2 separate regions of the Homo sapiens genome follow, and region 2 is linked to region 1. Evidence: chromatin contacts called from ENCODE Hi-C or POLR2A ChIA-PET data. All regions are on one chromosome and are shown on one strand. The core of a region is the stretch at or near the end of the contact, and the rest is flanking DNA. Distances in the headings are between cores, read along the strand shown.

What was found. Hi-C counts contacts between places; a loop is a spot of excess contacts on that map. ChIA-PET counts read pairs that join two places held with the same protein, here RNA polymerase II (POLR2A). Pooled maps may share reads with other maps.
Region 2: a pooled map shows a loop between it and region 1 (4-fold over the local background). The contact joins two enhancer-like sites. A Hi-C loop is called at or near these places in 2 of 50 pooled maps. POLR2A ChIA-PET finds 5 or more read pairs at or near these places in 3 of 52 experiments (OCI-LY7, activated CD8-positive, alpha-beta T cell and activated T-cell).

The regions. Positions count from the first base shown.
Region 1 is chr3:4,472,578-4,476,631 of GRCh38, forward strand. No RefSeq gene overlaps it. Among named protein-coding and RNA genes, the nearest start is that of SUMF1, 7.3 kb to the left of the region's middle. RefSeq lists a silencer at 2,520-2,569. Within about 2 kb of position 2,299, at least 11 of the 41 ENCODE cell types and tissues checked have a DNase peak (open chromatin) inside an H3K27ac peak, as active enhancers do.
Region 2 is chr3:4,833,028-4,837,322 of GRCh38, forward strand. It overlaps ITPR1 (inositol 1,4,5-trisphosphate receptor type 1), which reads left to right. Exons shown (of 62, transcript NM_001378452.1): 61 at 3,747-3,908. All of the region lies in intron 2 of LOC124906209 (a long non-coding RNA gene), which reads right to left. Among named protein-coding and RNA genes, the nearest start is that of EGOT, 84 kb to the left of the region's middle. RefSeq lists an enhancer at 1,646-1,915. Within about 2 kb of position 1,469, at least 2 of the 41 ENCODE cell types and tissues checked have a DNase peak (open chromatin) inside an H3K27ac peak, as active enhancers do.

The sequences.
Region 1 (4,054 bases), core at 1,049-3,548:
GGGGGAGGGTCACACCTGTGAAACCCCAAGGAGAGAGGGAATAGGAAGGAATCAGAAGGGAAAGCCTCCAAACTGAATACAAGTCCTACCTGTGGAAGGAGGGAGGCAGGAAGGAACATGGAGGAGGAAAAGCCTCTGAGTCTGGTACTGCACTGAGAAAGTCTAGTCCAGGTCAACCAGAAGTCCAGAGCAAAGGCTTCTTATTAGAGGAGTTATGCATTGAGCCAAAATGGTGAACCCTATTCTTCCCACCAGGTTCAATCATTTGTTGGAGCTGCCCAGGAAGAGCGTGGCCTCAGTTGGAACACTGGCCAATCCTACAAGAGCTCTGCTGTGGGCTCTCCATTGACTGTACACCTTGAGGCAGGTTCTGTCTTGAAGAGCAATCTCAGCACATACTCCCGGGCTGCCACACTGTGGCCAAGAAGGTCCTCCATGATCTAGCCCCTGCCTTCCTTTCTGATCTCTTCTTCCATCAAATTGTCCTTTGCTCACCATGCTCTGGCCATGGTATCCTTCTTACTGCTCCTGGAACACATCAAGCACAGCCCTACCTCAGGGTCTTTGTACTTGCTGTTCCTTCTACCTGCAATATCCTACTTTTTTCAAAGCTGGCTCTTTCTTGTCATGCAGGTCTCAGTACAAACCTTATCTCCTCAGAGGAACCTTCCCTGATTCTCAAATGCAAAATAACCCTTTCCCATTCTGCTCTTTTACCTCACCTCCTTTATTGTCTTTATAGCTCTTGTCACTATCTGAAATGATTTCTTTTGTTCCTCTGTCTCCCCATGGGGGCAGCTATAGCATCTTCAGGATTCAATGCTGTAACCTCAATGGCTAGAACAACACTTGGTATGTATAAGTGCTAAGTAAATATTTACTGAATGAATGAATATATCATCCAATGAATAAAAACCTTCATGGTCTTGGTCCAAGTAGAAACTTGCTGCCTGACAGTGTTATACTCACATAGACATTTGAAATGTGGCTTTCCATTTTTACATCCAGGAGGGTTATACTCACATAGACATTTGAAATGTGGCTTTCCATTTTTACATCCAGGAGGGCCTGCAAGATGGATATAATAGTACCCAAGGATTGTATGAAGATTCTCATTAATTCATTAGACAAGTGTTTATTGAGTGTCAACTAGTAGCCAAGCACTATTCCAGGCACTGAGAATACATCAGTGAAAAAAAAACAGAAAAGAATTCTTGCCCTTGTGAAAATGACATTAAATAACTTAAACCATGTGACATACAACATTGCTTGGTGCATAAGAATAGCTCAAGAGTTTTTAGTTATGATTATTTCTATTGTCAACCCATTTAATATCTAAACTGAGCATTTCAAAGTATTTTAAAAAAAAAAAAAAAGGACACCTTCCTCTATACTTAGAGAGTAAAAGAGAGAAGTCCAAATAATTAGAGGTAGAAAAAAATTTTTCATATGGTTCTTTCTTTGGACTGTCTTTGGAGCCCTTTATTGGTGAAATTATCTGATTGGAAAGCCTATTAATTTAGGCTTTTTAGTTTTACTAGTTTGCACTGTAGTTTGTGCTGTGGAGAAAGTTATGTACAGAGAATGTTTCGTTTTGGTTTGTTCATTTCCTCTTTTCTTTTTCTTTTTTTCTTTTTTTTTTTTTTTTGAGACGGAGTCTCGCTCTGTCGCCCAGGCTGGAGTGCAGTGGCGTGATCTCTGCTCACTGCAAGCTCCGCCTCCCGGGTTCACGCCATTCTCCTGCCTCAGCCTCCCGAGTAGCTGGGACTACAGGCGCCCGCCACCACGCCCGGCTAATTTTTGTATTTTTAGTAGAGATGGGGTTTCACCGTGTTAGCCAGGATGGTCTCGATTTCCTGACCTCGTGGTCCACCTGCCTCGGCCTCCCAGAGCGCTGGGATTACAGGCGTGAGCCACCGCGCCCCGCCCCCTTTTCTTTTTCAAATGCTTCTGGTCTTACTTTCCCCACTCCTTGAAAGCACTGGGGTGGGGGTGGAGGGCATGGGGAAAGACTTCCTTAAAGAAAATGCAAAGAAAAGATACATTTTAAGAATACACAGGACAGAAGCTGCAGACAACAGAAAGATTAGTTTCAGAAGGCACTGGCACATTGTGAAAAACAGAACCAGGAGTTGGCTTAGAGGCTGCAGCAGCTCTGGGACCTCAGCAGCGGACTTTCTTGAACTTCACTCTGCTGCTCTCCTGGTTCACTCCCCAGCTCTCCAAGGTCTGCTTTTCCCTGCACACTTATTTTTTCTCTTCCAGTTGGCTTGCCTTCCTCCCCCCTCCTCGTTGTCTTTTTGTCATTGTTGTTTTTGGCTTCACAGCTTCTGCTTAGTCACAGTTCCCGTTCCCAGCATGTTCCTGACCCTTCATGGCCTCAATGCTACTGCACAGCCTCATTCAGCATCACTGTTTCCCCATTCACCTGCCACAAAGGGGAAGCCTGGTTTGCCCAGCTCCTCTTTCTCTCACCACAAGACACCATAGACCAATAGGAAGCCTATGCTTTAGCTGCATTTGAGTCACGTAGCTATTTCTGGTCCAATCAGTTGCAATTGGGTCAGGCAAACCTGTAGCTTGCATCAGACTCACTTAGGGGCCTTCTTAAAGCAATGATTGCTGGGGATGCCACCATATTCAGTACGTCTTGGGTGGGACCCAAAAATTCACATTTCTGACAAGCTCCAAGATGATGCTAATCCATACATTTTGCAAACTACTGCGTTCACAAAATAAGCCACTAGTTCTACCCCTTACTACCTGTGCTGGGTGGGGCACTTTTCTCTTAGCAATGCTAGCAGCATTACAGGCATTGTGATGGACAACTCCAGTACAGCCTGTAATTATTCTCCTCCAAACTTACCGTTTGTCTTCCTGATGTTCCTGGGCAGTGGTGTTTGGAGAGAAGGGTGAGAAGTAGCCAGAACGGCACCAAAAGAAATTTAGAGCAAGTGAAAGATGCTTTATGTGCCTTTGGAAAGAGAGAGGAAGAAATAATAGAAGAAATCACAGTCATGAGTCTCTTTTAGAGCCTAGATATCACAATGTTTGAAGTCAGATAAAATGAGGGAGAAAAATGGTTCCCAACTTTTTCACAAATGAGAGCTCAATTGTAGAGAGGAGATATATATGTCTTTGTATATATATATATTTCAGATGTTCATTCAATAGCAGTTTTACGTTTAGGGTTCTTTTTTTTAGAAAATGGAATGTCAAGATGCTGCTGTGAGGCAGTCCATTAGCAAAGGAAACTGCATATTAAATCACATCAGAAGCACCTGTATATATTTGAAGGTACAAATATACATCACCTTTTCAGACCTCAGCTAGTGCTTAACATAGGAGTGAACTCTCAATCCTTGTAATTACTCTGTGGTTTCCCAGGGATGTGTGACTAAGGGGATCCCCTAAGGTGGCTTAGGGGTTCAGTGAGGAAGTAACTTCTTTCCAGGAAGACTTACTTCTACTTAGAGCAGTCTTGACTAGTGTAATACAAAGAGTCCTAGAGTTAGAGTCAAAGACTGGACTTTGGGTCCTGGAATTTATTTAGGGGACTTTAGGTTTAGTCACAAAGCTTCTGTAAGCCTGAGTTTCTTCTTCTTGCCTACTTCATAACAGTGCTCCATTGAAATCAAGTAGGCAGTTATAAGAAGGAAAATAAACACTAGATGAGATTATTATGGTATTACTTTGCTTATAAGACAAATTTCCATCCTAGTTTATGGTTCTGAAATCTAGACGTATTTTTTGAGCTATGGATGCCTATAATGTGGTAGTACTTCCTCTTCCCTAAAAAAAAAAATGTTTTTAAAGCAGAGGTTTATATTTTAGCAAATGGTCTTGGAACAAAGGAAAAATGGCTTTATATATTCCTCTAATTGATAAATAATATATGAATTCATTATCTCTTTTTTTCCTGTCTCACCTGTAAATATGCCACCTTACATGGTAAAAAGGACTTTGCAGATATGATTCAGTTAAGGTCCTTGAGATGGGGAGATAACCTGGATTATCCTGAAGGTCTCAACGTCATCACAAGAGTCCTTATAAG
Region 2 (4,295 bases), core at 219-2,718, 360 kb after region 1:
TCTTGGACTAAAGCAGCTTGAGAATAGAGACCTTGTCTTTCTCATCTTTAGATCCTCAGCGCTCAACCCCATGCAGGACACAGATATTGTAAAAGTTCAGTAAAAAGCTGTTGAATGGAGAAAGTCTGTGCATTTTGCATTTATTTGTTCAAAGACCCTTCTGAAATCATTGCCTAGAGGGCCAGGAGGTACATATGGCATGAAAGAAGGTGAGGAAAATTCTCATTTTAATCTGTAGTCATTTGGTCACTTGCTATTAGGAATGAGGGAGAGAAACTGTTCCTTAAACTTTCGGCTATGTGCAGACTCTTGCATTGGTTTTCTGGAGTCTTTCGAAGGCCTCATTAATGTGGACTCTGTTTGGAAATGTGTGTTTTCTATTTTTATAGAAGGTTTGCTAAGCAAATGAACATATGAAGGATTTGAAAGCCAGATTTTAGATGGATTCGCTAACATTTTAGGCAGTTTAGATTCATTTGCATGTCAGTAATAAGTGAGCTACAGGTGAGTTCCGACTGCTAGCAGTGAGGACTGTGAATGTCCATCCTCTCTCCTCTCCCCTGGTCTGGTAAGGCACGGCGGCCTTTCACAGAGTTCCTGCTTCCTTCTGTTTCCCTCTAGTCTTCAACAGTCCAAGCTGCTCCTGCCTGTCTGCCCTCATCCCCAGCTCCAGCCACACTGGAGCCTCACTGTGCCAGTGGCCTCTGTGAAATGCCCTCATGCTTGCCCAAGGGCTAACCTTCTTTAGGGCCAAGCCTTGCTTGAAGAGGATTTTAGCCAATCAATCAGTCACTGGTTGTTGGGTCTTACTTGGACACTACTCTCTCTACCGCTCCTAGATACAACATAGCCTGCATTATTCCTTAGTTAGTTTTTTATTTGTTTTCAGAGAGTCTTTCTGTCACCCAGGCTGTAGTGCGGTGGCACAATTATGACTCACTGCAGCTTCGACCTCCTGGGCTCAAACGATCCTCCTGCCCCAGCTTCCCGAGTGGCTAGGACTACAGGTGCCCACCACCACACCGAGCTAATTATTTTTATTTTTTATAGAGATGGAGTCTCACTCTATTGCCCAGGCCAGTCTCAAACTTCTGGCCTCATGCTATCCACCCACCTCGGCCTCCCAAAGCACTGGGATTACAGGCACCAGCCACCAGGACTGGCCTGTTAAAAAGAAAATCTAGATGGTCACTCTCCTTGACTAAATTGTAAGCACTTTGATGGCAGGAATTCTATCACATACTTAGGTATCAAAACTGTTTCTCCTTTGAGGGGGTCCAGGATGCAGTGACCATGTCTCTGTTGCTCACTGTAGTATCCTCAACATTGTTGTATCCAAAGTGGGACTTTGTATCTTTTTTCTTCAATTTGTTTTCCTCAATTGAGGTCAGTCTGCAAAAATAGGTAGCAGCCACCGTGAGTATCCAGGGCCTCGTGCTAAGTGATCTCTCTGCAGCTGTGCTTTGGTTTGTGGCTTCAGCAGCCCAGCCCACGTCATCCCTCCTCCCCTCGCCCTAGTGGGAGTGAGTGATCACCAGTGACCTGTCGCCTATGTGTGCCCTCTTCTGAAAAATGAGGTTTCCTCCTCAGAGTTGCATAGTCCTTGAACATGGGCTACTTCCTTGGTGGGAAGATGTGGCTGTGTCTGAAGGATTGACACAGGAGAGATGAGTACAGTCAACGATAGGCCACTGCAGCTGCACGGGAGAAAACTGGTTACAGGTGGGGAAGCACTTTGGGTTTCTCAGCTAGTCATCTCTGAAATGGAATATTTTTTAACGATCTTTTGCCCATTGCTCTGTGGTGGGAAATTGATGAATATAAGCTAATGTTAAGACACATGAATGAAGTGTTTATTCAGGGTATAGGAAGGTAGAGATTGCCATTTTTCTCCTCCAGCAGTCACGATAAGCAGCTCAGGCTTACTACTTAAGCATTTGTTATTAGGGTGCATGCAGAAGAAGAGTTGCATATCATTCTGTCCTTCCACAAGCTTTTATTAATATTGAATGTCTACTATGCTCTAGTCAGTATACTAAGGTGGTTCCTGCCTTCATAAAGCTCACAAACTAGTGACTGTGACCCTGCCCGCCCACCCACCAGTATCTTAAGCAAACACTCTATGACACCTTGTTGTCCATGTGGTATGACTGCTTGTGATATTTTTCATCTAGCTCTCTTATAGGGCTTCTATATTGCTAGATGGCCCTAGGTCAAGATACAGCTCAATGATCTCACTTGAGTTGTAATATTTAGACATGTCTCATGGAGTTTCATTATTTTAAATATATTGATGCCTTCTATTGTATACAGCAGAGGTGAGCAAACCCAGCCTGCTGCCCGCATTTGTAAATAAAGTTTTATTGGAACATGGACATACCCATTTATTTATTTACTGGTTGTTTGGGGGGTATAACGGAGTAGCTGAGTAGTTGTGACAGAGACCAGGTGGCCCACAAAGCTGAAAATATTGACACACAAAATGTCGCCGACCCCCACGGTGTACACAAAGCAACAATTATCCAGCATTCCGAGTGAGTGTGTGTGTGTGTGGGAGGGGGCTTGATTTGTTTTAGAAAGACCATTAAATGTATCCTTACAAGATAAAACTGGTCCAGGTGAGAATGACACCAGACATGTGGAATGAGTCAGTTTTCTTCCCCCTGTCTCATGCTAAGCTTTTCTTACTGTTCATTCCTGCCTCTCTGTACAGAACTTATGTATGCGGCATGCTCTTTGGGAGAAAGGCATATGTGGGCAGAAGGAAGTGAGGTGGGAGGAGGAGTTGTCCCATTCTGTTAACCAGTAGTGAGAAATACTGTTTACAGGCATAAGCTATAGACATCAAAAGGATGGGGATGGACGGGGGAGGAAACTGAATGGGCCTTTCTTAGGCTAGTTGCCAGCACCCATCAACCACTTCAGGCTGGAAGGAAAAGGAAACAAGAGGAGTGGTTTCTATAAGCTCATAAACGGGGACATTGACAGAAGAGCCTATTCCCCATTTTCAGCCTCTTAATGATCTCCTCACCCACGCAAACGCATACATGCACACGTATCTGTTAAGTGACAGAACACCTGGGACCTTAAAATTCACTTCACTTCAAGTGTTTGCAAAAGGTTTTCCCAGTATAATGCATTTTAAAATACACAGCATAATATGAGGCCCCTGGAGCAGTCAAATTCATGGAGACAGAAAATAGAATGGTGGTTGCCCGGGGCCGGCGGGAATGGGGTTAGTGTTTGATGGGGATGGAATTTCACTTGGGGAAGATAAAAAAATAGTTCTGGAAACAGATGATGGGGATGGTTGCACAGCAGTGTGAATGTACTTAATGCCACTAAACTGTATGCTTAAAATGGTTACAATGGTAAATTTTATGTTATGCATATTTTACCACAATTTTTTAAAAAAACCAAACTCATCAGCCATGTAATTTGCAAAGATCAGAGCAGCAGTGGCAGTATTCAGATTTGGAGATTAGGACTCTTGTTTAGAACCTATATTTCCCCTATATTTAAATTTAAAGTGGCTTCCTCTAAGAATTCAGAGTTCCATTGTATGCAATTAAAAAGATAGCTACTGAGCAATTAAAAAAATACACAGCACATAAGTTCTGCCATAGAAGGAGATAACCTAATGAGAGTTAGGAAACATGGCACGGTAAGCTGGCCTTTCTTGTTTTTACCTCTAGAAGTGACTCAGTCTTTTTTTTTTTTTTTTTTTTTTTTAATGTGGATTCTAGGAAAGAAACCTTGACTGGTTCCCCAGGATGAGAGCCATGTCATTGGTCAGCAGTGATTCTGAAGGAGAACAGAATGAGCTGAGAAACCTGCAGGAGAAGCTGGAGTCCACCATGAAACTTGTCACGAACCTTTCTGGCCAGCTGTCGGAATTAAAGGATCAGGTAAAGAAAGAAAATCCCAGCGCCTACCCTCCCATCACTATCCCCACCCACACCCACTATCACCACACCAAATCTGATGAGGAAAATCAGTAGTGCTTCATCTAGATGGAAAAGGGAGCCAGGCAACAGGGGACAAACCCACTCACTCCTCCAGTCTCCTCACCCCAATCCCCTTCACTGCCCTTTTCCAGGATAAAGCCATGGTGCTACTTTCAGTGCTGCTCAGGACATGGTTTTAATATGAAAAACAAAACCAAAAAAAAGGAGGGAAATGCAGACTACTTCAGTGAAGTACTGTCCAAAAACCACTATGCATAAAGCCATACCCTTTTTACTTTATGTACTGTGGAAGATTAAAAGCTGTTTCTTGTTTTGCTTCCTAGCCCT